Regions from separate parts of the Mus musculus genome. Here regions 2 and 3 are each linked to region 1. Evidence: chromatin loops called from intact Hi-C (ENCODE). Cell type or tissue: gastrocnemius. All regions are shown on one strand.

What was found. Hi-C counts contacts between places; a loop is a spot of excess contacts. Peaks named below come from ENCODE experiments on the same cell type or tissue, not always from the same donor. Only the 100,000 strongest peaks of a DNase experiment are listed, where the experiment ranks them.
Region 2: a loop joins it to region 1, with 4 times the contacts of the local background. A loop is called at or near these places in 16 of 42 quality-filtered maps.
Region 3: it touches region 1 in a loop (12-fold over the local background); 33 of 42 quality-filtered maps call a loop at or near these places.

The regions. Positions count from the first base shown.
Region 1 is chr1:185,189,284-185,197,283 of GRCm38, forward strand. No RefSeq gene overlaps it. Among named protein-coding and RNA genes, the nearest start is that of Rab3gap2, 11 kb to the right of the region's middle. In gastrocnemius, a CTCF peak has its summit at 4,539 (motif pointing left); DNase peaks (open chromatin) are centred at 4,300 and 4,498; H3K4me3 peaks cover 214 bases; H3K27ac peaks cover 233 bases.
Region 2 is chr1:184,821,262-184,829,261 of GRCm38, forward strand. Mtarc2 (mitochondrial amidoxime reducing component 2) reads right to left here. Exons shown (of 8, transcript NM_133684.4): 5 at 1,228-1,289; 6 at 1,074-1,145. Mir1981 (microRNA 1981) reads right to left here and starts at 1,227; the gene lies at 1,146-1,227. In gastrocnemius, CTCF peaks have their summits at 3,469 (motif pointing right) and 4,058 (motif pointing left); DNase peaks (open chromatin) are centred at 1,594, 3,479, 4,041 and 6,002; H3K4me3 peaks cover 1,096 bases; H3K27ac peaks cover 2,181 bases.
Region 3 is chr1:184,962,189-184,970,188 of GRCm38, forward strand. The region is part of intron 1 of Mark1 (MAP/microtubule affinity regulating kinase 1); the gene reads right to left. Among named protein-coding and RNA genes, the nearest start is that of Mark1, 33 kb to the right of the region's middle. In gastrocnemius, CTCF peaks have their summits at 3,638 (motif pointing right) and 3,919 (motif pointing right); DNase peaks (open chromatin) are centred at 1,156, 3,962 and 6,621.

The sequences.
Region 1 (8,000 bases):
GGAATCTTGACTGCATGGTCACCTAAACAAGATGTAACGACAACACCAGTCAACTTTCCAATAAGATTGGGAAAATACCTGGCCCCGCCCCCAGATTATGATGTACAGGTGATCGAGTCAATGGATGTTGAAAGAGAGAATCAGTTTTCTCCAGGCATGAACCTCTAGGGAGTTACCCAATCCCAGGGACCAGCCCTAAACACACATGCATAGCAGCAACGCTATGTGTGCATGCGTGTGTGTGTGTGTGTGTGTGTGTGTGTGTCTAACAATAATAATTATAGAAAACGAAGTCATAAACTTGAGAGGGAGGGGGAGTAGATACAGAAGAAGTTGGAGAGGCAGGGCAGAGATGATGTAAGCACAGTACTCATGAACAAAATTCTTAAAAAGTAAATTAAAAACATTACTTAGGAATAATTTGATAGGCGTGTAGTTTTAACATCTGTCAATGATTAAAGCACATTTGCATACCAATGAGATGACTGTTTATTTTCATATAAAGAATGAAATCTTGGCTGAATATTTGGTACTGAAGGACTCCGAGCACCTACATTCGATGCGTGTGCGTATTTATGTGCACGCACATGGTGCACACGCACAGGCACCAGAAGACAATCTTTGGTGTCTGTCCTTAGATGCTGTCTACGGTGTTTTGCGATATAGAATATAGTGGTGACTTTTCTGTTACTGTGGTAACGCATCAAGACCAAAAGCAAATGAAGGAAGAGAGAAAGAAAGAAGAGACCATTTTCTCAGGGAGACACAGCAGCAAGTGGCAGGCGTGGCGGCAGGAGCAGGAAGCTTAGAGATCATATATATCCTGAAGCATGAGACTGAGGGAGTGGGCGTGGGTAGAGGAGAAGTTGGAGATGGGAGCGGGGGGAGAGTGGAGCAGATATAATGTAAACGCAGTACTTATGTATGGAATTTTCAAAAAATAAATTTAAAACTTTTCTTTGAAACAACTCTTCGATAGACATTTAATTTTATCAATTATTAAAGATTAAAGCCAATTTGCATACTAATGAGATGAATGTGTTTCCTTTTTTTTTTTTTTTTTTTTTCCTTCGAGGCAGGGTTTCTCTGTGTAGCCCTGGCTGTCCTGGATCTCACTCTGTAGACCAGGCTGGCCTCGAACTCAGAACTCCTCCTGCCTCTGCCTCCCACGTGCTGGGATTAAAGGTGTGTCCATATGGGTGTATGTGAATATTTGTGCCTGGGTGAATGAGTCCATGAGATCCTAGAGTTTTTTTTTTCTTTTTTTAAGATTGCATCTCTCAAAGTGGCCCTGGGTCTCTTGAAACTCGCTACGTAGACCAGGCTATAGATCACAGAGATCCGCCTGCCTCTGCCTCCCAAATGCTGATATTAAAGTCATGTACAACCACACCCGGCCCAAAGAGTATTTTGAAGGTGTGGTGAATGAGTGAATGATCTGGGATTGATGAATGAATGAGTAAGACAATGGATGGATGAGTTAGTAAGTAAATGAATGAATGAAGTATTGATTCTTGGGACTTTTCTACTTTAGGTCTCTTAAGTTCAAGATCCTTGTAGAAAACATTATTATAGAGCTGGTGGCCCTTGGGAGGTGACCTTGTGCCCCGGAGGGACATTAGCAGTGTTCAGGGTGTTTCTGGTCCCCACAACCGACCTGAGTAACACTAACATGTACAGTGTGAGGAAAGAACAGTGTTATTGGTACAAAAATGACAATGGTGCTACATGACACTTTCCAGAGGCCATCTTCTGCAGTGTACGCATAAAGCAGAAGGTTACAGGTCCTCGGTGTGACATCACTAGAGCCACAACTGAGCAGGGTGTGACCTCGGGCCTCTGTTCCAATATGGTTTTAGTTTGCACAATAAAGGCAAGATGTACTGCTGCCACATGCTGGCTCATTATCCTAACACTCTGGAGGCTTGAGCAGGAGGATTGTGAGTTCAAGGCGAGCCTGGGCTGCATAGTGAGATCCTTTGTCAAAGAAAACTAAATTGCCAGCAAGATAGCCCAAAGACTAGAGGTGCCTGAGACCAAGCCATGTCTGGATCCACGTGGTGATAGGCAACTCCCACAAGGTGTCTGTCCTCCGACCTCCAAGCAAACCCTGGCACATGTGTGTGCACACACAGCTGCACAATGAATAATTGTTTTAAAAAATTCAAAACACCAATAAGCAAAATATAAACACATAAAAAGGCACATACACACATACATAACCACCAATACACACACGCGTGCGCACAGTCCCCAAAGTTATGGCTAATATTTAAATAGTGAAATTAGAATTAGTTGAAAGCATACATTTGAAGACACATCTACTGAGAAGCTACAACTCCATTGGAACAGCACTGATTCGGAATGCTTCTTAGCAAATCTCAAGGAAGAAGAATCCTGATTAGTAAAAAGCACTCGCATTGAGGATGTGATTGGTAGCTATCCTTGCCTTCAAATGTCTTACACTGTGACCATGTTCATTTATTCAAACCACTCAAAGTTTCCTTTTCATATTTATTAGTGACTTTTGTTAAACCTCCTTTCTATAGATCCATGGTCAATACTAAATACATTAAATTAAAATATAGAAAACATTCAAAGAATTTCACTTACTAAGATATTAATGTGCATTTACCAGGGCTCCATTTAGTGCTGAAATATTTATTAATACACGAATGAATTATTAATCCCTTTATTTTATTCATTACTTAACATCTCAGCAATTTTGAAATTTAATTTCTTTGGAAAAAAAATCTCAAAATAGATTTTTGCCAGTTTATGGAGCTTTTTTTTTTATCATAACAACAAAAATATTTTTCTCCAAGGGGAAAGTTTATTCTAGAGAATGAGGCTTACCTAGAATGGCTAAGCTCTGCTAAGCCTACAAATTGCATAATGTCAGGTAAACATAAAGTATATAATTAGTGTGCAAAGGTGAAGCGGGAGAGAGGGAGCAGACAGGCAGAACGGTGCTGCGCAGCGGCAGCCACTGCTGGGCTGTGGTTTAGCGGGTTACTAGCGTGGTTTCACAAGATTTCAAAAAGTGAACTGTGATGGTTCCTTCCTGCACATAAAACCCATATTCATTCTGTGTTATCATAAATGGAAGTAACTTTAAACATTAACAGCTGTTATTCACAGAATCCCTCGGCACCGAGTCTTTGAGCACAACAGTTAACCTTTTCCCTTTCAAACAGCAGCTAGGTCCGTCCGTCATTCGTGGCTATTTTGCGCTAAGAATAAAGCTTAGTGAGGAGACCAGGAATTAAAGACTGTTCTGAACAGGACCGGTTTGGCATTAAAATAAATGTCAGGTGCAGCTAAAAGTCATTGAAGACACAGATGAAAGCTATGGACGAAGAAAACACAGCCGGGTGGTGGTGGTGCACTCGGGAGGCAGAGGCAGGCAGCGGCGAGTTCCTGGACAGCCAGGTCTACACACAGACACTCTGTCTTGAAAATCCGGGAGTGGGGAGTGGGGATATGATGTAGAAAGAAAGAAAAGAAAAGACACAAAGCCAGGTGTAGAAGCTCACACCTCATGACGCCTGGAAAGAGGCTGGAGAAAAAGCTATAGGCCATTAAGTTATTAATCTACCGATGGATTAGTCTATTTATGATGTTAGAGCTCTCTGGGACACAATCACCTCCCAAAGACCAGCCGCTGGACACTGTTGTGTTGGGGACAGTTAAGATATAAGTCATAGATAGCAACTAGTCACAACATAGTGCTGTAATTTAAGCTTAAATTCCCGACCTTAAGGAGTCAGTTATAGTTTGCACCTGGAATGCTCCCAAAGTCACCTGGGATGAAAGCTTGGTCCCCAGCCGATGGGCGCTCCTAGAGGTAGCGTTAACTGTAGGAAGCGGAAGTAGGGCGCGATGTGGGGTGAAGTGACTTTGAAGCATGTGGCTTGCTCCTTGGCCTTCTCCCGCGACCTCTCTCTTTCTTCCTCCCCTCTTACCCCCTTTTTCTCCTTTCAGCATGCGGGTACCGGGATTCAGTTCATGTCCTTGAGCTTGGCGGCAACCATCCTTACTCACTGACAGATTCATCTCACCAGCGCCTAGAATCGTTTTTAATGAACTCTTCCCTGAAGTTTGTAAGATTGCTGGCTGTTTGGGGGAAGAAAATATATATTCTTCTACTTTGATCTCAAATCCAATATGTAGTCAGGGATGGCTTTGAACTTCTGATCCTCTTGACTCCAAGTCCTGAGTGCTGAGACAGGTGTGTTGTAACCATGCCAGCTTTATGGGGTTGAGCTAGGGGAGCACTCTACCAACTGAGCTACAGCCCAGGCCTGATAAGCAACTAAGACAGGTGTATTCCTGTCTGTCTGACTGCACCTCCCACACCACCCAAATGTGTGTGTGTGCACGCGCGCACACGCGTGTGCTGGAAATGAGTCATGTGGTTAGTCATAAGGTCCTAGTGCCTAGTAGGTTTTGTTTTGTTTGTTTACGTGTGTAAAAGGAATGAACTTCCTAGAGGCAAACGGATCGTCCTCTCTGCCCTTGAGAACATCGCCATCTAGTGGAGGAGACAAGAGTGCAGACAAACCAAAAAAGGTTATTACATTTTCAAGTTAGAAAGATCCTGGCTGACTCATTTTGCTCGGGAAATCAGACTTCTCAAAAGGTGAATCTGGAAATTAAAAAAAAAAAAAAACAAAAACATTTTATCTGGCTTTTGAAGTATTCTTGATATTTTGAGTGAGAAAAAAAAGACTTAACAGATGGTCAGAAATCCACTTTAGAGCATTCATTCCTGTTTTGTGCTGGTCAGAAACGTGATGATTTACGTCTCCGGGGGGTTACTTTGATTTGGGCACAAGGAAGATAGGAAAATGAGCTAGAAAGTGTACCTCAGTAGTCAGCAGTCAACAGTTTCAAATGCAAAGTCACATCACCTTAGTGGCTACTAACAAGACAGTTGTCCCCGACTCCATCATTGGGAAAAGACTGAATCTAGGAGGGTGAAAACCCTTGCTTATTGAATGTCAGTCTGTGCGAGGAGAAGTTAGAAGGCTGGTGTGGGAACACTTGGAAGTGTTCCCACCAAGGCCAACGTCCTCAGCTTTGGAACTAATTTAACTGTGAAAGTCTCAGTAAGGACAGATGTCAAAATTCAACATGAATCTAGATCATGAACAGATCAGAGACCCCTAGGGCAGAGGAATAAATACCATCTGCTCTGGGCAGCAAGCCCTGGTCCCCTCACACAGGCAGACTACAGTAAGGTGTGCATAGTGGCTTTCGTGAAGGAAACGGGAAAAACATATAAAAGGAGACATTTCTCACCTTGAAGCAGACTGAGCAATCTTAATTAGCCCTAAATTCCTAAAGGAGCTGAGGCCACTGCTCTGGGCCCACCCCCACCCACAGCATCACACCTCACATTCTAAAATAGCTGCTGCTTCTTGTTCACACAGGTTGCTGCTGTCTCCATAGCTTTAGGTCACGATGTCCTCTGTACCATTCTGTCCCACAAACTAGCTCAGATCAGCTGACAAGACACAGCTCTCTCTCTTTTTTTAATCTGACAAAATTTCCCTGCCCTGATAGGTACCCTTGATTTTTTTTTTATTTGATTTTTGTTTTGTTTTGTTTTGACAGGATCTCATTGTATTTTAGCTCTGGCTAGCTTGGAACTTGCTATGTAAACCAGGCTAGCCCAGAGCTCACAGAGATCCTTGTGCCTCTGCCTGATGAATGCAGGGATTAAGTGTGCACACTCCTATGCTTGCCTTTTTTTTTTAGGAAGTTGCTTTTAAAGATTTATTCTATTTTATTTTAATTGCATACATGTGTCTGGGGGGGTATATGCTTGTTAGTCTGGGTGCCCAGAAAATACCCCAGATGCCCAATCTTGAGCAAAATGAATAATACTGAAGAGAGTGTTGTTTCTGACTTCAAGATTTATTAGAGAGCTACAGTAATAAAAATAACATGATACCGACACATGTAGACCAACGGAATAGAATAGAAGACCCAAACATGAGTACTCACGATTAGAGCCTTCTGACAACTGACAAAGTCAAAAACCATGCGGAGCAAAACACAGTGTCTTCAACAAAAGTTGCTTGGGAAATGGATGTCGACATTCAGAAGTATGAAGTTAGAGCCACATCCATCACCCTGTAGAAAGATTAGGTCCAAGTGGATAAACACCTCAATCTGAAACTCCAAACACTAAAACCACTAGAAGAAAACATGGGCAACACCTGTAGAACATATGTGTAGAAAGGAGACATGGGCAGCACCTGTGGGACACACCTGTAGGAAGGAGACATGGGCAGCACATGTAGAACATATGTGTAGGAAGGAGACATGGGCAGCACCTGTGGGACACACCTGTAGGAAGGAGACATGGGCAGTCCCCGTGGGACACATGCGTAGGAAGGCCTCCCTGAGCAGGACTCTACTTGCCAAGGAATTAAGGCCAACAACTGATAACTGGGACCTCACACAACTAGAACATTTCTGTACAATTAAGGAAACAATCAAGAGGAGAAGAAACTCACAGAATGGAAGAGAACGCTTCTAGACATACATCTAACAGAGGATTAATATACAGAATATACAAAGAAGAACAACAAAAAGCCCAAAGGGTTTAGGAAGAAAATAACCCAGTTGTAATTGGCTTAGGGATCTAAACATAGCTCTCTGTAGAAGAAATACAAAGCTAAGAAATACCTCAGAAAGATTCATCATCCCTGGAAAGGAAGATGTAATTAATTAAGGAAACGTAAATTAAAAAAACTGAGATTTCATCTCACCCCAATCAGATAGCTAAGATGAATAATAATAATAATAAACAGACAACAAACAGCTTCTACCCGGTGCTGCAGGAACGCAAATGGGTGCAGCCTCTGTGGAAATCAGTATGGAGAATCTTCGAAAGAAAAATTCTAAAAGCTATAAATCTGTCATATGACCCAGCTATACAACTCCTTAGCCTGTGCCCAAACAACTGGACATCCTACCCCACAACTGGGCATCCTACTCAACAACTGGGCATCCTACCCCACAACTGGGCATCCTACCCCACAACTGGGCATCCTACCCCACTGGTACTTGCTCAGCAATGTTCATGGCTGCCCCATCCACAGTGGCCAGGAAAGGGAAACAACTTAATGTCCTTTACCAGAGGGATGAATGGTGAAAATATGGCAGTAATACATGTGTCACGTGGCACAAATACATGTGTCCCGCTCAGCTGCCTTCAGTCACAAGCCACAAACCCAATGGTTATTTTTAGACTTGAAGTCCCATGTTCAAGTACAGTTCCTTCCTGAATTTTCTCCCTCTATCCTACCCTTCACTTCTCATTGTGAAAATTGTTAGAGAGAACTTACTGTCCAGCCACCAAACGCTGGGGCCATTCTTTTAATTCACAGAATCTTTTATCAATCTTATTTTTGGTTAAACCAAAACCCACGTGGCTTTTGGGGACTGCCTGGTTTTCTTGGCTGTGCTTGGCTATCTGGGACTTATTTTCATGTTCCAACGAAACCAAAATTACTTAAACAGCTGAAAACATCCACCTAATTCTCCCAACCTTTCCTGAATTATGCTAGAGAAAAAAAAATCCACGTAATAAAAATGCTTTGCTTTAGCTAAGATTTATGGAAATATTATCTCTTTAACTAGGTCATAGCATGTCAAGATTAGATTCTGCCATAGTAACAGGAAATTCCAAATAGCAGAGGCTGAAAAATGTGGAGATCGATTTGTCACCTGTGAGAAATCCAGATGTGGTCGTCCAAGCATGAGATAACAGCTCTGCCACACAATGCAGATTCAATTCCTTGATTGATGATTCGCCCTAGGTGCTTCGTTGTTAATCTGTCATCCACGCTCCTGAAAGCAACTCACTGGGACACACACACACATACTCACACATACACTCACACACACACACTCTCACACACTCTCTCACACACACTCGTACACACACCAGTACACACACACACACACAGGCTCACACACACACA
Region 2 (8,000 bases), 370 kb before region 1:
TGTGCCCGTAAGGAATCATGTGTGACGCTTGAGATGAGAAAGACATGCAGGAAGGAACTGTGGAGACCTCTTCCTCACTCAGAGAACACATGTGTGTGCGTGTCTGAGAGTGAGAAGACAGCGGAGTGCTGGTAACAGAAGCTCTAAACTGCCTAGACGGTCTGCCCTTTGAAAATAAGTCTAATCGCTGGAGAGGTGGCTCAGGCTAAGAGCACTGACTGCTTGCTCTTCCAGAAGACAAGGGTTCAATTTCCAGCACCCACATGGCAACTCATAACTGTCTGTAACTCCAGCTCCAGAGGGTCAGACACCTTCAGGTAGACATACTTGCAGGCAAAACACCAATGCACATAAAATAAAAAATAAATAGATCATTTTCAAAAACAAGAAATTTCTATAAAACAAACTCAAAAGACAAACATGAAAAGCAGTCGATAAAGTCATTCAATGTAAACCTCTGCCCTACACACACATACACATAAACACACACACATACTATCACACACATACATACACAAACACATACACACAGACACACACAAACACATACACACATACACACACATTCACATACACACACGTATATACACACATACATACATACACACATACATACACACATTCATCCACACACAAATACACATATATACATGCATATACACACATATACATACGCACATACTCACACACAAACATACACATTCATTCACACACAAATACACACACATTTACTCACACACAAATACACGCACATACATGCATATACACACATACACACACCATCAACACACATATGCACACACACACACACACATATACAAACAAACACACACATACACACATCAGAAAAGAAGTTGGTGAGAGGTCAAAGTTCTAAAATAGGACATTGTACAACTAAAAATGTATCCGAATAGAGGATCCACCTAGAAAAATTAAAAATATGAAAAGAGGAAGAAACAGGGACTCACATCCTTGAGGGACAGATACAAATCAAAGGTGCCCCTGGGATAGCGCATAGACACCTGGTGCCTGACTGGTGATATCAACAACACGGGCGCACGCTGGTGTCCTACCTCTTCAGGGTCTCCAGTGGCTCCTTCCTGTCTATGATGCCGGTGTCTGGGTCCACTGTAGTCAGAACGCACCTGTCAAAGGCCAGGGTTAGATGGCGGTTACAAACGGAAGTGCATTCCACACCCAAAGGCCACGTCTAAGCCCAGCCTTTACCTGGGACAGCTCAACACCCTTTTCATCTCCACGTCACCAATCAGGAGTTCATCCCAAGTATCCTAGGAGAACAGGGAGAGGTGGCTTTAGAGCCTTGGTCAGGTACTACACATGACAGCAGCAGCAGGACTCTGAGAAGTCTGGAAAGTGCGAGAGAGAGAGAGAGAGAGAGAGAGAGAGAGAGAGAGAGAGAGGGAGAGAGAGAGAGAGAGGGAGGCACAGTCAAGCTCGGGACACATGGCTCACCTTAACTATTTTGCAGAACTGAGTATGGAACCCAATGCCTGTGCACAGGGGGCTAGGCAGCCAATCAGAGCACTGCCTCTCAGCGCCAGGCAGCCAATCAGAGCACTGCCTCTCAGCGCCAGGCATCTTCCTCTTGATTCACAACCTCAATCACTGATTCTGCCAGGTCAGCAAGAACAAGCCTTCCAAAATGCGCGCTTCCCAGCAGACTCCCCAGACGGCTTTCCACCACACAAAGAGAAACCCAGCCGACTCCCCGGACGGCTTTCCACCACACAAAGAGAAACCTGCAGCTCTCGAGACAAGTCTGCTCTCGCCCAAGGTTTAACTCAACCTGTGGGTCACGACCCATTTGGCAACCCTCTATCTCCAAAAATATTTGCATTACAATTCCCAACAGTAGCAAACATATTTACTGGAACAAAAGTAGCAACATGAAGTAGCAACAAAAATAATTTTCTGATTGGGAGTCACCAGGACACTCAGAGCTGCAGTTACAAATGTTTGTGAGATGGATGCCTGCCTTGTTACCCAGGTGCCAGGATCCAAATGTGTAATCCTTATGATTACACAACACTTTTAACCACATATTCTTCTCCCCAGACACCAAGTCACCTTTTGTCCGAGTTGGTAGAATCTATAAATTATATGTATACATATAAGGGCATATATACAGATCATGGGGTTATATCCTACAGGTGCCTAAGTATCTTCAATCAGGGGTTGAATGCCAACACACTGAATGGGACAAGGAGCAGCAGGCTGTGAGAGTGTGACAAGACAGAGAATACGTGACCAAGCAGAGGGAGGGAGGGAGGGAGGGAGGGAGGGAGGGAGGAAGGGAGGGAGGGAGGGAGGGAGAGAGAGAGAGAGAGAGAGAGAGAGAGAGAGAGAGATCAGCTTCGGTGAGTTTGCAGATCCCTCAGCCCCAGATCCTGTCTCTAACCTGGAAACAGATTCATGTATCAGCATGATCTCCTGCATCCACTTTGTCACGTGTCTGCACGTGACATCATCCAGATGTCAGAGGATCCTGTCTTGGTGTCTTTACAGCACCTTAAGGTCTGTAGCTATACATTTAATATCACACAGTCACATGCTTACATAGAGCTACATAAAGATTATGGTCCCTCTTATTAATTAAAAAGTGATTTAGGAGCTTGGCAGGATGCCCCACGACTGTAATTCCAGACCTTGGGGGATATGGGCACAGATCTGGGAATTCCATGACTCGGGTTATCCCCACAGCCTAGGCTACAGCCTAGGTCCATCTCTTGAAGGTTTGTGACTGATCTACTGAGACCCACTGATAATCCGTACACTCCTTTGTCTGGGCCTCTAGGAGAAATGGGGCATTTGAAGATGCCTACAATCAGATGCAAACAATGGTCCTTAGAAACTGACGTCAACCAGGTGAGGCTTCTAAATAGATGCCCAGAGACATATACGAGGAAGAACTGACCCCTGGTTAGCTGGTGGCTTTGACTCCCTCAGGGCCTGAGAGGGACTTAAGTTTCTAAGGAGGGCAGAGCAAAGGCAGGAAGGAGCACCACCTAGTCTCCCTTCTGCAACTGGCTATGACATCATGATCCACTCTGCATTCAAAGGCAAACTAGCTCCTCCCTTGGGTCTATAGGCATTATTGAGCAAAGCACAATTAGTATCCCAGTACAAACTGGGTCTTCAAAACCAGACACCTCCCACCCAATGTGACCACAGCAACAGTACAGAGGTCTCCACAGATGCCCTGGGTCCCCAGTTACCCTCCAAGAAACTGCTTCTGGTGGAAATAAACACGATGTTCCAAGCAATCCGTTGGCCCAGGAACTACGTAAGCTTTGTAAAAGCCAAGGTCACACCATGTGACAAACGGTGTTCAAACAGTGGAACACCAAAGACAGCACGTGGCAAACCTCCCGCTGGAGGGTGACCAGTACAGCGCCTGTCTGAAAGGCAAAGGGCCCAGGACTGTAAGCGGGCAGGGGTTCTACGCTCCTTTCACCACACGAGGGCGCTGCAGCCACAAGCATGTGAGCCAAAGACAGCTTGGCACCAAGGCTCGCCAACTCCCAATTCCCTTACTCCAAGTGACAATGAGTTCAACATTCCAAGCTATTTGTCTGTGGAATTCTGCACTATGGCTTTCACAGAAAGCCAGCGACCTTGACATGTTCAGTTAGGGTTTTAGCTCAACTAGGTCAAATGTTCCATAGGTCAAGTGCAGGGCTCCTTAGCAGTTTATCTGGCTTCCTACAATCTGTCCTTAACGCCTCCAAATTCTAGCTCTGACTGCGTCCTGTTAATGACTTTATTAGGCACCCATCCTCATCTGATCATTGTTCACATTTTGGTTCAAAAACGCTGATTTGAAAAACGACCACGTTTAAGCTTAAACGCAATGGTTAATTTAGTTTCTAAAGGAAAAAAGTGGGTTTTAAATAACTCAAAATTAAATTCACCATGGAGGAGTTTAATATTCACTAGACATATCAACGCAAAGAAACGCACTATCCAGCAGGATTCCAGGGGCTCCACAAACCAGGAAACCGTTAGAAAAGTCTAGTGCGCCCCCTGCTGGTTTAAAAACCAAGCTGCACTCTTACAAAATCGAGCCCCTAGTCAGAGCGAGGAGGAATTTGAGTGGGAAGAGAGAAAAGGGAAGAGAAATGGTCAAGGAAAAAAGGGGGGTGGGAGACGGGAATGATACTCTGTGTTATGGGCTCCACTCTGTGCAATGACACTGAGAATGTTTTTATTGTTACTATTTTTTAACAGTGTGCCGGTGTTCTGCATGTGTTTATGTGCACGCAGTGCGTGAGGAAGCCCAAAGACAGAATTGCATCCTCAAGCTCTGGGGCTGTAGAGATCTGTGAGCCACCATGCAGGTGCTGGGAACCAGATGTGGGTCCTCTGCAAGAGCAGCCAGTGCGCTAACTGCGGAGCCACCTCTCCAGCCAGCCCATCCTGGGGATTTTCTGTCAGGCTGTGCACGCTTTGTAAATAGGAAAACTAAGACTACACCAGGCTTTCCACCTGATGCAAGACCCTGAGAAAAAGATGACGGAAGAGCTGGGGGCAAGGAGGGGGGTGAATCACACACAAACAGCGTGAGACAGTCATCACAATCCATACAAGTATTTGTTTTAAATGTAGGAAAGTTAAACTAGACCTAATATAGAGAGAGCGTCTTTTGTTGGGGGGGGGGGGTGTTTAGTGCACTGTGTATTCAAATGCTGACTTCTGTACCCAGAGATCTGGTGGCAGTCAGAACTTTGCTACTGTCATTAAAGTATCACCTGATTCAGTATTTTGTAAAACATTATACTCCATCACCATCTGATTGGTTAAAATAAAGAACTGAACAGCCAATAGCTGGGCAAGAGAGGAAAGATGGGACTTCCAAGCCCAGAGAGATTATAACCCAGATGGAGAGGGTCTCCGGTGGGGACCAGGGAAGTTGGCCATCGGGACACAGATGAAGAGAAAAGTGCTGGATAAGACCAAGATGGCAGGTAATGGGCCACGTGGGGGAAGTAGGCTAGGCCTGCACTGTCTGGTTAGAATAGCTCAGAATCTGCCTAGCTATAGTGCCCGAAGCTGTTAACAAATATAAAGGTCTCTGTGTCCCTCGTCAGAGCAGAGGGCACAGAAAAACCCTTACTTTTACTCTCTTGTTCACTTCTTACCTCTCTATAAGCAGACACGTTTATATCCACAGCTAGGACTATATATACATCTCACCATATAAAATATATTATACCTATACATGATCATAATACATAGATTCATTGGCCAGAGAGAAAGCATACATCACGTGACAATGGAAGCCAGCGTGGGGTCTTACCTACCAGCGGTTGGTATTTAAGAACACCACAGAGACCAGGGGAACATCAGAGAGAGAAGCAATACCAGCTGGGCTGAGCTTGTACCTGTGCTGGGGACGGACCATGAGGCCCACCTGTGACCCAGTTCAGGTTCTCCAGGGTACAGGCAGGGAGGGTGCTCCACCGTGGAATTACCCACCCAGCCGGGATACGGCACGTCAAAATTACATCCATAAAATAAAAGACATAACTCTTATCTGCAAAAGTGTCTTTAATGGACCATTCTAAAAGCTCCCTGTGTCCCTGGTTTCTGACTCTGTGGAACTGTATAAATAAACACATACAGATTTTAAAGAAGTCCTTGAAGCCAGTGGACAAGCATGGCCATCAGAGACAAAGGTCTAGAAATGAGGATTTGCCCCAGCGCTACCTTCTCCCTGTTAGAATGGGCAGGGCTGCTGCGGTCAAGGTCGCCCCAGCACTGAGTGGTGGGGCCGGGACTCAGCACAGCTGCCTGGCTTTAGGAAAGCCTCCCACCCGAGTGCTTACCAGGGCTGACCCTGCTACTGGCACTGAGGCTGGACCTCAGTAGATAGAATCCAGGATGCGTCCAGCCGGGGTTTGCTTACCAGAACCTCACAAAAGGCGTGCCTGCAATCCTGAACACTACCGGGTTAGCCTCAGCTCCGCGGGGAGTCTGAAGCTCAACAAACAAAACACAGCCCCTCCCTCGTGACAGAGAACGCGCTGAGCCCCATCCCACGTGACAGGGGACGCACTGAGATTCTTCCACAGTTGTCTCCCCCAGCTCTTGGAAAACAAGTAGAGGGAGGACTTACATAAGGAAGGCGCCCTATTAAAACATCTCACGCTCAGCTCAGGACAGTGAGCAAAGTCCAGGGAACACGGAGCACCTCGCTTGCCAGCAGCAGAGATAAGCATCAAACACCGGCCTTGTTTTAAAACCTCATCACAGTGTTGCAGAAATCTAACGCGCCGCACTGGCCCAAGCCTTTTAAGACTGGCTTCATCCTCTAACTCCCCACGGGGAAAGTCCACGACACTCGGCACCACAAGCTGCAAATGTCCCACAATGCACCCGTCCTCTACTGCCCCACATTCACAATAAACGATGCCCGGACTTCTGCATCATGCTAAGGCTTGATGTTTTTATTAGTTGAGGATTAAATATGTATGTGTTATATGTATGCATTAATAATTGAAAGGGTTTTGACGGCAGGAGGCAGACGGGTCAGCGGATCTATGCCTTCATCCTGGGCTTCCTCGCTTAACGTGGACTAAATCAGCAATGGCTCACTGTTTCACAGTAATGAGTTTGTTAAAAAGATGCATGGCTATAGAATTTTCTAGAAAAATAAGAACGTCATATCTTATTTAGTATTTCTGGAAGCCCATCACAACCCAGAAATGTAACAGCTAAATGGCTTTCTTTAAAAAAAAGAATTTTTTAAAAAGACTACACAGCCAAATGTCGCCAGAAAAGGGCTATGCTTATTTTAGCCTTAGTTTAAGTTTGACAAGTTACTGAAAAGCAAGAATGCTACAGCCAGTAGACATGACATCATCTTCTCTTCTTCCCTTAGCTCACGGTCCTAAAGCAAAATCAGTACCAAAACAATGTCTTAGGAGACAAATAAAAAATATTTTATTTTCTACCTTAGTTAGCATTTACTGTCACCTTGACATAGGTCCTAAAGCAAAATTAGTACCAAAACAATGTCTTAGGAGACAAATAAAAAATATTTTATTTTCTACCTTAGTTAGCATTTACTGTCACCTTGACATAGCCTTGAGTCTCAATTGAGAGACTGTAAAAATCAGATTGGCCTGTAGACACACCTGTGGAGGACTGTCTTGTTAGCAACTGAGGTAGGAGGGCCCAGCCCACTGTGGGAAGCACCATTCCCTAGACAGGTAGACCTGGGCTATACAAGGTTAACAGAGCATAAGCCAGAAAGTGAGCAAGCCAGCCAGCAGCGTTTCTCCCTGCTTCCTGTTTCAAGTTCTTACTGAGTTCCTGCCTTGACCCCTCTCAAAGAGGGACCGTCACTTGAAAGTGTGACCCTTTCCTGCTCCCAGGTGCTTTCAGTCAGGGGTTTTTATTACAGCAAGAGAGACTAAACTGGAACACTGCTTGAAGTAAAACTCCCCCCCCAAAAAACAACAGGCAAATTTCAAGGGACCAACAGTAGAACTTTTACTTCACGAGATAATTTCTAGGTCAGTTTAGTCAACTTTAGTCATAAAGGGGAGTCTATTTCAGCAGTCCTGGGACTTGAACCTGAGGCCTGCTGTGTGTCAGGTAAGTGTTCTTGCTGCTTGAGCTGCCTCCCCAGACCTCTTTTCATTTTTAATTTTCTCTAATTTATTTCTCTAATTTCTCTTATTTATTTTTATTTTATGAGTATGTGTGAGTGACTGTCTGTATGAATGTGTGTCATATTCATGCCTGGTGCCTAGAGAGGCCAGAATTGGGGTTCAGGGAGGCTCAGAGGCACCGTGTGAGAACTGAGAACCAAACTCAGCTGCTTCGCTATAGCAACAAGTACTCTTAGCCCAAGAGCCATTTCTCCAGGCCCTCATTTTAAATTCTGAGTCAGGGTCTCACACTTCAGCCTAGGTAGGCCTGGAACTCACTCTGTAGACCAGGCTGACCTTGAACTTGAGGGCCCCTGCCTCCCT
Region 3 (8,000 bases), 230 kb before region 1:
TCTGAGGGGATGGGCACGAGGACAGCAACTTCTGTGGAAGGACAATGGGGGCTAGAGTGAGGGGAGGGATACAAGGGGGAATCGTGGAGGAAGAATGACCCCAGGAAACACGCGTGTGCACTCGCTTGCAGAAACAAACCCTAGAAGGGTGAACTTAAGGTCACCAGTGGAGGAGCAGGGAGATTCCTTAAAGCCATGCAAATTCTTTAATCATTTTTTAAAGATAAAAACGTACAACCCCCCCAATCTTGAAATATTTAATACAAATTGAAACAAATTCACTAGATGCCAAACTGATATAAACAGAAAGAAAAATATATTTTAAGAGATTTTAAAACTATATTTTGAATTTATATCCTTATTGGAATACATTTTTAGCCAAAAAAAGCCCTAAGCCCTCAGTAAGCCTAGTGAAGGCCATTATCTTGATCAAAATATATTGTATGAAATTCTCAAAGGAAAAACATATTTTAAACCTTTTTCTCTTGAGAAGATGAAATTTGTATCATTCCCACAAAATATCAAACTATAGCTAACAAAAAACTATTAAGCAAGTTTTAAAAGTTAATGTATTTTTTAAAATAATGTTATTTCCTGACTCATCCATGAAAAAAATGTCTAGAAACACACATGACCAAACAACAGTGGTACTTTCTCTAGAGAAATGTTCCCATCCAAGACTGAGGGATGGGTGCCCAGCTCTATGAGATCAACCTGCAGAATTTCAGAAGATGCAAGCATGAGAGCCAAACTGAAGGGATTCCCAGGTCAGGAACTCCTGCTGACAATCACTACACTGGACAGCACCTCAAAAGGAAGGAGCTGACATGTAGAAGCAGACATGTCTTCTTGGCTTGCAAGTAGCTCTCAGCAGCTGCTCACCCTCCTCCTGATAATCTTGCCGTCCTAGATCTCCCTGTTCATGTCCCTTCTCTCCCAGCTTTCTGATTCTGCAGTAAACCAGGAATTCCAACCTTAGTGTCTTGTTTTCTCTGTCCCATTACATCAACTGCTGGGATGATTCTGCTTGGTTTCAGAGCCTGAAGCAGCATGTATGCAGACAAGTTCTGTCTCCAGGTATCTCTCTTGAATTTCAGACGTATGTGCTGTCACCTTGACACGTCCACTTGGATGCTTGCCAACAACTGAACCTCGACACACCCCAACCTCACAATTCCTAACGTGATCTCCGTTCCCAGCCCTCCCACTCCGTCACCTCACATCCAGTCTGTCAGGAACTGTAGTTTTACCTTGTAGACACCTCTAACAGCTCTAGCCTGTGCTGTCTCCACACCGCCCTCCCAGCATACTGATAAGCCTCCAACCCTGCCTCACCACTTCCCTCTCTGGTTACTCTTAACCACCGCAGATAGAGTATTTCTCTTTAAAACACACCCTTAGTATCCAACTGCACTCTGGCTTCAGATCCTCACGCACACAGGCTAGCGCAGTCCCCACACCTCAGTACAGACGCTCGCTGTGCAGTGGGCTGCAGTTAGTGCTGAAACTGACAACTGCTCCAGTGCAGTGTCTGTGGAGAGCTCAGCCCCCACGGGAAGACGTGTCTTCTGGGTGGGACAGGACCCTTGAACTCATGAAATCACAGCTCTGGTTGCCTGGACAAGAGCAAGCTAGTCACTATTCCACATGAGGTGGGGAAGGGGCTCCAGAATCTATTGACATTGAGGGCCGCTGGGGGAGGAGCAGTCACTTTTCTGTAAGGGTGTGGCCTCAGGCAGGTCAACCTACTGCAGTGGAACCCATACTCATAAGCACGTGGTCGGCACAAATGAGACTTTGTGGGTTTAAAAATAAATAAATGTAAACAGCTCTATGAGCTTCATTTAAGAATTTTATGTATAATAAAACTCCCACATGTAGAAATGTGAAGTGACTTATATGTAAGTCAAACTTGTTCGCTTTAACACAATATTTAAAATTACAGACAATGGGGCTGAGGAGATGGCTCAGTGGTTAGAGCCCTGGCTGTTCTTGCAGAGGACCTGAGTTCAATTCCAGCACCCACATGGTGGCTCACAGCCATCTGTAACTACAGTTCTTCTGCTTTCCATGGTCATGTGGCACGCATACATACACACAAGTAAAGCATTTATTTACACACATAAAATAAAATAAATCTTTCTGGGTGGTAGGTTCAAGGCCAGCCTGGTTTACAGAGCATGTCCCAAGACAGCCAGGGCTATACAGGGAAACCCTATTGTAAAACAAACAAACAAACAAACAAACAAAAACACAAAATAAATAAATAAATAAATAACAAATCTTTAAAATAAATAAAATTACTGAAGGTGAGACACAACCTAGAGACCCATCGGGGGAATGTGGTTAAATATCCCCATGAAGTAGAGTGCTAAGGAATTAAAGAATAAGATATTCACATGTGCAGTGATATGGCATAATCCCTCACATATACTCAGAAAAGAAAAATCACACGAAGAATCAAATGCTGCCCTGTGTCTCAGGAAGCTTTACATCTGTTCATACCACCACACTTTGGCTTCTGTGGAGAAAGGGTCCAGGACCACCCCACCCATCATCAAAGGCACAAAAGCCCCAGATTCCCAAGTTCCTTCTAGGTAGAATGGTGTCACGTTTGCACACGACTTACCCCATTCTCTTACATCCCTCAATCACCTGTAGGCAGCTTCCAGTACCTGACAATGTAGATGCTGTGCAAACAGTTCCTACATTACACTGCTTAGGGAACAGTAAGAAGGGAAAGTCTACAGACTCCCAGTACAGATGCCATTACTGCTTTTAAAGATTACTTATTTAGAACATTCTTGGTTTAATCCAAGAATACAGGCCACAGATACAAACGGCCAAGTGTATGTGCACAGAATCCCTCTACTTGGTAACTCTAGGTTGGAAAGAAGAGTTTATTGGGAACCCTTTGGACATTAAAACTTCTCATCTGTTTGAATCTATCACCTGTCATCAAAAATACTTAAACTGTTACAAGTAGTTGGTTCCTATCTCCTAAGCACTGATTTCTTGGTAAATTACCAGATCATGCCTGAACTTCCTCACCAAATGCTTACAGACACTTCGTGTGCTGCCATCTGCCATCTTCAGTTTGTAGCAAACTACAAACCATTCAAATCACACTTATGGGACCTGGCACCTAGCACATCACTTCAAAAAAAAAAAAAAGCCTCTCCAGGCAACGGTTTCTTCACCTGCGTGACCAACAACAGTGGCTTTGAGCACAACTGTCTTCCAGTCTGTAGATGGAGACAATCTGTGGTTGGAGGTACAGTGAAGCAGTATGACTTGGTACCAGCCATTGCTGGACCACGGTGGTTACTTCATCTGGCTGCTTCTCCCCCATGCTGTCTGAACTCCCACAGTGAACACAGTATTCTCACAGCTAGGCATAATCCCTCAGACTAGGAAAGCTGCTGCTAGTCCAAGAGCAATAGCAAGAACAGTCACTTAGGGAAACTGACAGTGTCTGTCTTCTGCGCCAGTGCCTGTGTAAACATAACTTTACTTAAGCCTTGTAAGTCTGAGAGGCCGATAGCGTTACCCATTTCAAATGGAAGACAGCAAAAGCTGAGCAAGGAAAACAGATCACCACTGGCCTTGCAGCCAGCAGGTGGCAGTTTCAGCAGCCAGATTCCCATGAGTCTTCCTTACCACAAAGACCTTCACTAAGCCTGCGCTGCTCCTCGAATCTTGCTCCTGCCTTAACGTTAGCAGGCTCTGCGTACTCAAACTCTGTCTTAGGACTCCTTCAGAGCTGAGCATTTACAGAGCGCCCACCTTATCAGCCCTCACCCATGTGGTAAGCCTCACGGGGCTGGACAGAGGCTTTGCCAATAACCAGAAACAACCCGGTCAGAGGAAGAGACCAAAGACCTGACCAGAGTTCGTGAGGATGTGATAGTCTGGTCTGGCATGTCCTCTAAAGGCAGGGATGCTGAGGAGTCTGTCCCCAGCAGATGGCACCACTGGGAGGAGAGAGGAACATGGAGGCAGAACCTGGCTGTAAGGGGAAGGCCCAGGGGCAAGCCCTTGAAAGAGATACTGAGGACGGGTCCTGCACTCGCCTTTAATCCCTGCACTCAGAAGGCAGAGGCAGGCAAAGCTCTGAGTTAAAGGCCAGAGTGGTCTACAGGGTGAGTTACAGGACAGCCAGGGCTACACAGAGAAACCTTGTCTTGAAAAAACAAAACAACAAAACCAACCTACCAAAACAACAACAACAAAAACCCCAACCCCCCAAAATAAAAAAAAAACCAAAGTGTACTGAGACCCTGGCACCTTCCATGTTCTTTCCTTCCCACCCCTTCTCTCTCCCTCCCTCCCTCCCTCCCTCCCTCCCTCTCCTCCCTCCCTCCCTCCCTCCTTCCCTCCCTCCTCACCCTCTCTGTCCTTCTCTCTCTTTAAATCATTTGTGATAGGTGAGAAACTGCTCCATTGTGTCCTCTCTACTGTGGTGTTCTGCCTCACCAAATGACTACAGAGACTGAAACTGAGCCCAAACCTAGCTTTCTCCTTTCAAGATGCCTTTCTGAGGTATTCTGAGGTATTCAGTTGGTTGTCACACCCAACTGAATGCATGGGACGTGCCATCTCACACTGCCCCAAGGACATGTGTAGTCTCTTCTGGCTGTTGCTACAGCGAGAACACTGGGCTGAGGAGTCCTGGGTCCTCTCTGTTCCGAGTTAACAGCAGTTGTCCTAAGTGTCCCCCTCTAGAATAGATCCAACATCAAAGATGTACCACACCTCAATAGACAGCACCCCAAAACTCAGTGTGACAGGGCCAGTGAGCTGGCTCAGTGGATAAAGGGGCTTACCACCAAGGCTGATGGCCTGAGTTGAAGTCCCAGGAACCACAAGGCAGAAGGAGAAAACTGACTCCTACATGTTGACCTCTGACTCCACACATGTGCACACACACTAAATGTAAGTTTAAATTTTAAGTCATTGGAGTCCGCACACAGCCACATGTAAGCATTTTGTCTGCTCCTTTTAACTTACGAACAAATGGAAGTTGTGAATTGTTCTGCCAAAGAGCTAAGAGAGTTCTGTGAAAATGACCTTAGGGACGTCATAGCCCTCAGGAGGACTTGGTACCACTGTTGTTCTAAAGCAGGGTGTGACTAACCAAGGACATCAATGGGCTCCAAGTGACAGAAGAGGCTGAGAAACCTGGATCCCACGTTACAGCTTGAATTTATGCTGTGAGAAAGGAATGGGCAAACATCTCGGTATAAGTAAACTGTATTACTTTCCCCTGAAGTCCTGCTCATTCCCCACTTACAATAGTCTACTGTTAATGACAAGGCCATGGCAAACAACGCTTCACTGAAGCAAAGCTGGAGACTGCGGCACTGGATCCTAAGCCCTGCCACATAAAGCAGGTGTCTCTACTACCGCTCTGTGCTGTCCCGTGTACACACGGGACATGGCTCTTCTCAGAGAAACACGATGAGGGGGAAAACAAAGACCAGTTCTAAAGAAAAGAATGAGAATAAGAAGAGTAAAGTAAGAGTTCTCCTGGAGGTTTTCCCACAAATGTTCTTAAGGAGAAAAAATAGCATTTTAGGCTCAGTTCGAGAGAAAAGTCAAGCATATAAACTGGAGACCCACATTAAGCAGTGCCCATGGAGAGCCAACGCTGCTGCAGAGACAGGCATGGGCGCATGAAATGGTCTGAAACGGTGAAGGACAATGGGAAACCTAGTGTGTTTCCACATGACCTGGCATCAATCTGTGTGTACACAGGGAGCCTGTGCTCAGGCCACCTGGAGACCTTACCAACCTGACGCCAATGAACCCGTTCAGACGGTGTGCTCTCTCTTTCTCTCCCTCCCCACCCCCTCTCTCTTTTTCTCCCTCCTCTCACTATGCATACCTGGCTATCTAGGAAATATGTGGATCTGGTTGGCCTTGAATTCTGCCTTTCAAATGCTGGGATTAAAGTCATGTCACCACAGCTATCCAGTGTGTATTTGTAATCAATGAACCATCCTGCAGTTCCTAGCACAGGTCTTTAGGTAGGGAACTGTCTTAGGGTTTTAGATGTGAACAGACACCAGGACCAAGGCAACTCTTATAATGGAAACCATTTCACTGGGGCTGGCTCACAGGTTCAGAGGTTCAGTCCACTATCATCATGGTAGGAACATGGCAGCATACAGGAAGGCATGGCGCAGGAGGAGCTGAGAGTTCTATGTCTTCACCTGAAGGCTGCTAATAGAATACTGACTTCCAGGCAGCTAGGATGAGGATCTTAAAGCTAACACCCAGAGTGACACGCCTACTCCAACATGGCCACACCCTCTAACAGTGCCACTCCCTGGGCCGAGCATATACAAACCATCACAGGAACGAATAACAGAATGCCCAGAAGTTAGCTCCATGACTAAGTTGTCCAGCTCTTGTCACCATTAACACTCACACCGCAAATAAACATAAAAACACTCTTCATTATTTGCATTAAATGAAAGCACAAAGAACAGAGGAAAATGAAACCCACAGGCTGTTTAAAAGCCATTTAAAGTGATGGTTTCTACTCCATTTCTTACCAACTAACGTTTCAATGGCTAAGCACACCCCTTCAGCTTGGCAAGCGTCTGATTTCCCACCGCTCTCTGCTGACAGAAGGGCTGACATACAGTGAAATGCATCGGCTGGAGAATACACGTGGAGAGGAGGCACACTCTGGGTTTAAATATGGTTATCAGGTTTGGGGGGAACAAATGGAGGGGGCTAGCTCCAAATAAAATATTTTTATTAAAATATGGTTTGATTGTTCATTTCCACACACAATGACACAGTGATCAAAGAAAGGGGTCTGGAGATATGGCTCAGCAGTTAAGAGCTCTGGCTGCTCTGCCAAGAGACCTGGGTTCAATCCCCAGCTCCCACATGGCAGTTTACAGCTCTGTAATTCCATTTCCAGGGGGTCTGACACCCTCACACAGACATGCATCTAAGCAGGACATCAATATACATTTTAAAAAGTAAGAAAGAGAAAGAGGTGCAAAGTTTGGCTACCTGGTTTGGATTTTGGAACTTTATCAGTCCAGGATGTCCTTTAATGTAGGTATTCTTAGGTTTCCACAATGGGGAAATGAACATTAAATACCAACTTCATTTGCAAGGCCGAGGCAGGAGAACTGCAGTAATTCCAGGCCAACCTATTTTACACAGAATATGCCAAGAATACCAACCAGGCTTAGCTGTTGCACATGCGTGTGCGCACACACACACACACACACACACACACACACACACCACTGCACTCTAAGTCAGTCAACCCCAGATACCCAAGCTTATGCTAACCTTCACCCAAATGCAAACGTCTTCTCTGAGCACCATTTCAGAGCTTCCCCACCAGCTTCTGTCTATTCTCAGAACTTAGCACTACCCACACTACCTACTTATCTATGTGTGTGCTGCTATATATACTTGTGTTAATCTGACTTCCCCTGTAAGAATAGGAATCTCGACTGACTTATTCTGTATTCCTGATTCCTAGGAACAATATATATCCAGCATACATAAACAGGACTCAAACTTGTGCTGAGTACATAGGTAATAGAGTGAGGGCGCTTTGAACGTTGGACAGCTGTTAGACATCATTATTCAGGCATTAGTATTCATGCTTTTCTTTTACTTCTAAACAGTTTTCCTCATTATCTTTGCAGGTCTTCTTTACATCACTCGAGTGATGCACTGATTCACGAAGGGATTCTGTGTTTTGGTGTTAGGGATTGCCATTGACGTAGATGATTCACTGAAAAGTTCATCACAGGCTGTCTTAGTTAGGGTTTTACTGCTGTGAACAGACATCATGACCAAGGCAAGTCTTATAAAAAAACAACATTTAATTGGGGCTAGCTTACAGTTCAGAGGTTCAGTCCATTATCATCAAGGTGGGAGCATGGCAGTATCCAGGCAGGCAAGGTTCAGGCAGAGCCTCATGAGAGTTCTACATCTTCATCCAAAGGCTGCTAGTGGAA